2 separate regions of the Mus musculus genome follow, and region 2 is linked to region 1. A link is a contact called in ENCODE POLR2A ChIA-PET data. All regions are on one chromosome and are shown on one strand. Each heading gives the region's core, a stretch centred on a gene start or an enhancer-like site at or near the end of the contact. The rest is flanking DNA. Distances are from core to core; before and after follow the strand shown. Region 1 holds the start of Ibtk (inhibitor of Bruton agammaglobulinemia tyrosine kinase). Region 2 holds the start of Tpbg (trophoblast glycoprotein).

The links. ChIA-PET counts read pairs that join two places held with the same protein, here RNA polymerase II (POLR2A).
Region 2: POLR2A ChIA-PET joins it to region 1 with 39 read pairs in Patski. The contact joins the promoter of Tpbg here to the promoter of Ibtk in region 1. POLR2A ChIA-PET finds 5 or more read pairs at or near these places in 4 of 5 experiments (Patski and embryonic stem cell).

The regions. Positions count from the first base shown.
Region 1 is chr9:85,747,948-85,750,822 of GRCm38, reverse strand. It overlaps Ibtk (inhibitor of Bruton agammaglobulinemia tyrosine kinase), which reads left to right and starts at 1,489. Exons shown (of 29, transcript NM_001081282.2): 1 at 1,489-1,692.
Region 2 is chr9:85,841,479-85,844,353 of GRCm38, reverse strand. Tpbg (trophoblast glycoprotein) reads right to left here and starts at 1,502. Exons shown (of 2, transcript NM_001164792.1): 1 at 1,399-1,502; 2 at 1-703. The coding sequence starts at 374. It overlaps LOC115487186 (a long non-coding RNA gene), which reads left to right and starts at 674. Exons shown (of 2, transcript XR_003948199.1): 1 at 674-756; 2 at 1,139-2,875.

The DNA of each region.
Region 1 (2,875 bases), core at 240-2,739:
ATTCATTCCTTGGCATGATGCTGGTCTTTCTTTTTCTGCTTCACCTAGTTATTTTCTACTTCTTCCCTAGTTTGTCATTTTTTTTGGGGGGGGGGGTCAGATGAAACCTCTTATTTTCTTTCACAGATTCGTTAAAGTTGCAATTAATTTTTGTGTATATGATTATGGCCGTATGGACATTTTGTACCCCCAATGCTTACAAGCGTTTGAGACATGGCAACTTCTAGGTGGTGTTACTGTGTGCTTGGCACTCTGCTAAGTGCTGCGGGCGTCTATCAACACATTTTCACTACAGCAACATGTATTCCATTCCCACTTTGCAGATGAGGAAATTAAGGCTTCAGAAAACCTAAATGACTTACCCAATACAAAGAAGAGACAGATAAAAGATGTGAACTCAGGGCAACACATTTATTTACATCACTAGCTTCCAGATCACTGAGCGTCTTTGTTCATGAGTGTGTACACAGCTTCCTTCCAAGTCACTGTTTATACATTACAGAATGGGTCAGAGTAGGAAGTAAGAAAGCAAATTAAGTCCTTGCACTGGGAGGAGAGCTGGGGAGCTAGGTCTGTTTCCATCTCTCCTTCAGTTTGATCTAGCAACTTACTTTCCTACAAAGTCTACAAAACAGGCAATTGGGCTGAAGCAGTCTAAGAGGGTATTGAGTTTAACTCCGTTTAATAGATGATGGTGTCAGTGGCTCATACAGCAACACAAACAGGGCCGAGGTTCAAACAACTCTGGGCTCCAAGTGCTGTTTTTCTCTGAGTCATGCTACTCCTCCCTGAACACATGTTTACTAAGGCGCCTCTGTATCAGACTTCAGCAGGAGTATGTTTTCCGTTCTGGACTGATTATTGGCACACAATTTGCAACCTTTAAAATGGCTTGTAGATTTAAGAGTTCAGGGAGGAAAACCTATTGTAAGCCTGGCGTCAGGCAGACAGATGTGACCCAAGTCAGCAGCTGGTCGCACAGTGGCGATCTGAAAAATCTATGGCGCCTTCTGACAAAAAGAGAGTGACACTCAGACAATCCGGGCACAACAGGCGGGGCACAGAGCAGCAGGGCCCAGTCTTGGGGAGAGGACACCTCTGGTTTTCCAGTTATCCCACTACGAGTGATCCGGGAAGCAACTTTTCTAAGATGCCCACGTTTCTACGGAGTGGTGCTTGGGCATCCAGCCAGTTCCTTGTTTCCTCCATCCCAGCCTTAACCTCCTTTCCGAGTGTCGACCTGCGGGGAGACAGATCTCCTAGGGTGACATCTGGCACCAAGAGGGGCAGTACTGGTTCTGAGTGTAGGGCGGCAGCCAGTGTCGACCGCACCAAGGCCGGCAGGGGTCATGCTCCTTTGGGATACTAGGGAAAGGCCACAGCTGAGGTACTGCCACGCTAGGCCTTGTGGGCAGGCCCCGACCAATCACTGTGGGGCATACACGAACTCCGGCCAATCAGCGCCCGTCTTATTCCCGAGTCCCGCCCGCTCTAGCTCAGGTTTCCCCGAACCCGGTCCCGGCGCCGACAGTCGCGGCTGTCGCTTTCCGTGCAGCCGTCCCCGGAGCTGACTCGGGCGTCCCGGCTCCTGGCTCCCTTCGTTGTCCCCGGTAGCTTTCACTAAGGATGAGTCCCTGCGCGGCCGCGCGCCTGCCCCGCGGAGACCGCCGGCGCACCTTCATCTAGCGACTGGTGAGGGCGACGGCGAAGGCGTCCTGCCAGCCCGGCAGGGGAGCGGGGCCCGGGGAGGGAACTCGCGGAGGGGGCGGCTGCCGAGCTTCGCGCCGCGTGGCACGGGCGGGTGGCCTGGCAGCGCAGCCCCGCCGCCCCTGCCAGCTAATGAATGGCCTTGTCCCGCCAAGTGCTACGTCGCCAAGCTGCCCGACACGCCCTCCAGCGACGATGCTTTTCTGGTTCCGAGGGTTGACTGGTGTCACCTCCCTTGGATCCCTTCCTAGAGGCTCCCATGTCCCCTAAACCCTTGGTGGAGTTTACAAAGTTTGAGTTCCCGCGGGCCTTGCTGAGTTTGCAGAAGCAGGTCTTGCTCTGAGCATTCGCTGCTGGGTGGAAGTGGACTGGGGTCTGTTCTGCAGAGACAGGATAGAGGGGCCTTTTGTTCGTAGCTATCAGGTTGCAAAGGCATTTTGGATCCGAGGGGAAATGGCCAACCCTGATTTAAGCCGTCTTTAACTCTGTTATCTAACACAGTCATAAAACATGAGTCGTGTTAGTCAGAGGGGATATTTTTCAAGGAGGAGAAGTTGAGTAGCACCTGTTTCCTTTATCTCGAAGTAGGTAACATTTGAAGTAGTTCCCCCCCCCCCCCCATAGTTAGTGTGGTTACCTCCATATGCAAATTACCAAACGTTTTGTGTGTGTGTGTGTGTGTGTGTGTGTGTGTGTGTGTTTTTCGTCATCAGTTCCTCACTTCTCAGTGGAGTTACTTTCATTTGTTTTTATTGATTTGGAGACCTGCTTCACCGTACCTGAGGACAGAACTATTTTCTAAAACGTGTTTTCTAAAAAAGTTTTTGCAAAACTTGAGTCACATCGCAGCTTTACAGTTTTTCAATTGGATATGTTAATCTTCGGTTTTTTTTTTTCTTTTTAGTAAATCTTGTTTGAAGGGCTTTCTGTGTGCCAATTTTTTTTTTCTGTGTGCCAATTTTTGTGTGATGATTTCATTACATTTTAAACGTTCAAGATGCTTGTGGATTATAAAATTCTAGACTGAATGAGTATGCCCAAACTTCTTTCTTTCTTTCTTCCTTTTTTTTTAAAAAATATTTATTTATTTATTTATTTATTTTACGCATATGAGTACACTGTAGCTGTACAGTTGGGAATTGAATTTTTAGGACCTCTGCTTGCTCTA
Region 2 (2,875 bases), core at 253-2,752, 94 kb before region 1:
AGGTTGAGCGCCTCCAGGTCGGCGAGCGGCGGCTGGCGGGCGAAGGCGCCCGCCGGGAGCACGGTCATCTGGTTGCCGGTAAGGAAAAGGTTGCGCACGTAAGGCGGTAGATCCGCCGGCACCTCCAGCAGGTTGCGGTTCACGCACTTAACCGTGCGCGCCGCCTCGGAGCACTCGCACGCCGCGGGGCATCTCTCGGCTGGCGGAGGCTGCGCAGACCCCGAGGCCAGGAAGGCTGCCGGGGAGGTGGAAGACGAGGGTACCGAAGAGCTGGGGGCCGACGCGGAGACCCAACCCAGCAGCACTAGCGCCAGCCTTGCCAACCTCAGCCGTCCGTCCCCGGCGGAGGGGCCCCGGGAGCCCGCCCCAGGCATCGCGGCTCGCGGTTCCCCGGAGCTGGGACAGCGCCCGCTCCGAAGACTCGACCGCCTGGGCCCGGCGGGCGCGAGCCGGCCGCAAGCGTCGACGGCAAACTTTCCTCGCGTGGGAGCAGAGGAGGGGACGCCAAAAGCTGGAACTTGGCTAACCCCGAGCCACCGGGCGTCCCCCTCCCGGAGCGGCACCCCGCCCTTCCCTCCAGTGAGTACGCACGGCGGGTCGGGACACGGGCCTTGGCGCTCCTCCTCCCGCCGCAGCTGGGGTGGGTGGCACCTCCTCAACTCCTTTGTTGGCGCCTCTCTCAGGGCAGGATCGGATGAGCGACCTGGGACAAGCGGGAGAGAAGCGTGAGGAGGAGTGACGGCCGCAGCTCCCCGAGTACGAACCAAGTAGTCCCCACACTAGCAACCCGGCCCAAGCTTCTGTGTGCGTCCTTCCTCCCTAGTGGGACGCGGTCCCCACTCCCAGGCGCTAAGCCTACCTCTTCCGGGCCCACACCATCAGGACCCGGGCCACCTCCCGCCTGGCTCCTGCCCGGATTGCCCTCCTCCCGCCTAGAACTTCACGCAGACCCCGCGGTGTCCAGCGAGCAAACTTCTCCTTTTTCCGGATCCCAGCTCCTACCGCCCCGGCCGACCACCTGCCTTCCGGGGTCCCCGCCCCCGCCGCTCCTCCCCCTCCCACCTTGGGATGAGAGCGAAGTTTCGGGTTACGGGACTCTTAAGAGCTTTTTTTTTTTTTTGGTACCTCCTTGGATTAGTGTGAAAAGGGGAGCAGAGCCGTACAGCTGTCGCCTACTCTCGACTCCCCAGTTCCTGGCCACCCAGCTCCCCGATCCCGAGAGGATCCAGACATCTCCAGAAAAACGGAGGGAACCCGCCAACAAAGCGGCCGTGGGACCGTGGGCGGTGTGGCAGCCAGGACCCCCCCCCCCCCGGCTCTCTTCACGCCCTAGTATAGAAAGGAACCCTGGTCCCGCCTCCAGGCTCCAAACCTGGCCGCTCGGTCCCCACTGCTCACCTCCGCACCCCGCGCCTGCAAAGCCAACTCCGAGGGCCACCCGAGTCCACGCGCCTTCCCAGCTCCTGCTGCGGGCGCCGACTCTCCTCTCAACCCCAGCCCCTGGCCCAACCTCCACGGCTGGGAAAAACCAAGCCGGGGGGCGGGGGAGGGCCAGGGCTGCAGGAGAGATCGCCGCCGCGCTGGCCACCTCTGCTGCCCCAGGTAGGGGCTTCAGGGAGGGATACGAGGGGCAACCTAGGCTGGGCGACTCCCCTAGGCGGAGATAAATGAGCAACGCATCCCGAGAAGGTGAGGGATTCCCCTTCTGTTCCCCCTCCCCGGCATCCTTTGGTGGTTCCGTATTTTGCATAGCGTATTTACCTCGGACAGAAACAAAACCGCTGGTGGACCTCTTGGAATTCACGCTGCTTCTGGCACCGCTGGCAGTGAGGAGAGGGATTTAAGCGTGAGCAAAGCAGCAGTAGAAGAAGGAGCTGCACAGGTTACATCCGCCGCGGCAAACGCCTGGGTTGTGAGGGAGATTCAGAAAGTCTCCTCTCTCGTGGCTCGGTTTGGCTGGCAACTTCAGTTTATGAGGTAGTTAGTTAATGCCTTCCTACCTGTGCCGCCCCCGCACGTCTAGGGTAGTTATCAAACTTGTAAAGACAGTCAACTTTAAAGTGGGGGAGGGTTACTGGAAAGGACACTCATTCTTGATTCATTATGGGTGGTTTTTTCCCCCCTCCTCTCAAAATTAAAACCAGAGGGAAGAAAATTGCAGCTAAAACACCCCAGAAACAAAAGCAAATTGCAAAGACGTGAGTCACCCGGAAAGCTCCCTACACCAGATGCGGTGCGTTGTGTCAGCACAAGTCACTTACGCAGGGAGCGCTCGCGGCGGGAGGTGGGCGGGCTGACCTGGGAAAGAAGTTTGTCCCAAAGTCTGTCTCCCAGGGGGCGCTGGCAGGCGCCGGATGATGGATTAGGGAAACGACTGGAATGCTTATAGGACCAATGTCATTAAGTCTGGAGAGAGTTGGAGTCCCGAACGCCCTCTCATTGCTCTCTCAAAAAGTCTTATCTGCTTTTCCTCAGTCAAATTTTCCCCAAGTTAAAAGGTGTGGGTGATTACAGACTATTTCATTTTAGAGAGAGAAACGATAGGAGAGATAAGGCTGGGAAAAAGAAGACCCAGTATAATAAAAGTATCAAGTTAAGGAAGCCGGGGATTGTTCCCCACAACATGCATCATGACTGTGGCGGTCCAATTCTGAGTCTATGGCTGTTTCTTTCTGTGGAAAGATAGTCCACAGAAACACCAGCCAAAATGGCCCAGGAAAAAAAGCTGCAGAGCCTGGAGACTGCAGAGATTTGTGCAAAAAGACAGTTTCATTAATTTGCATCTTCAGCACATTTATCTAAATCCCTTTCTCTTATTTTTAAAAGTGTTTTGCAGTATAAATGTGAAAAGCTTTGAGGGGAAAAAAAAACCGAC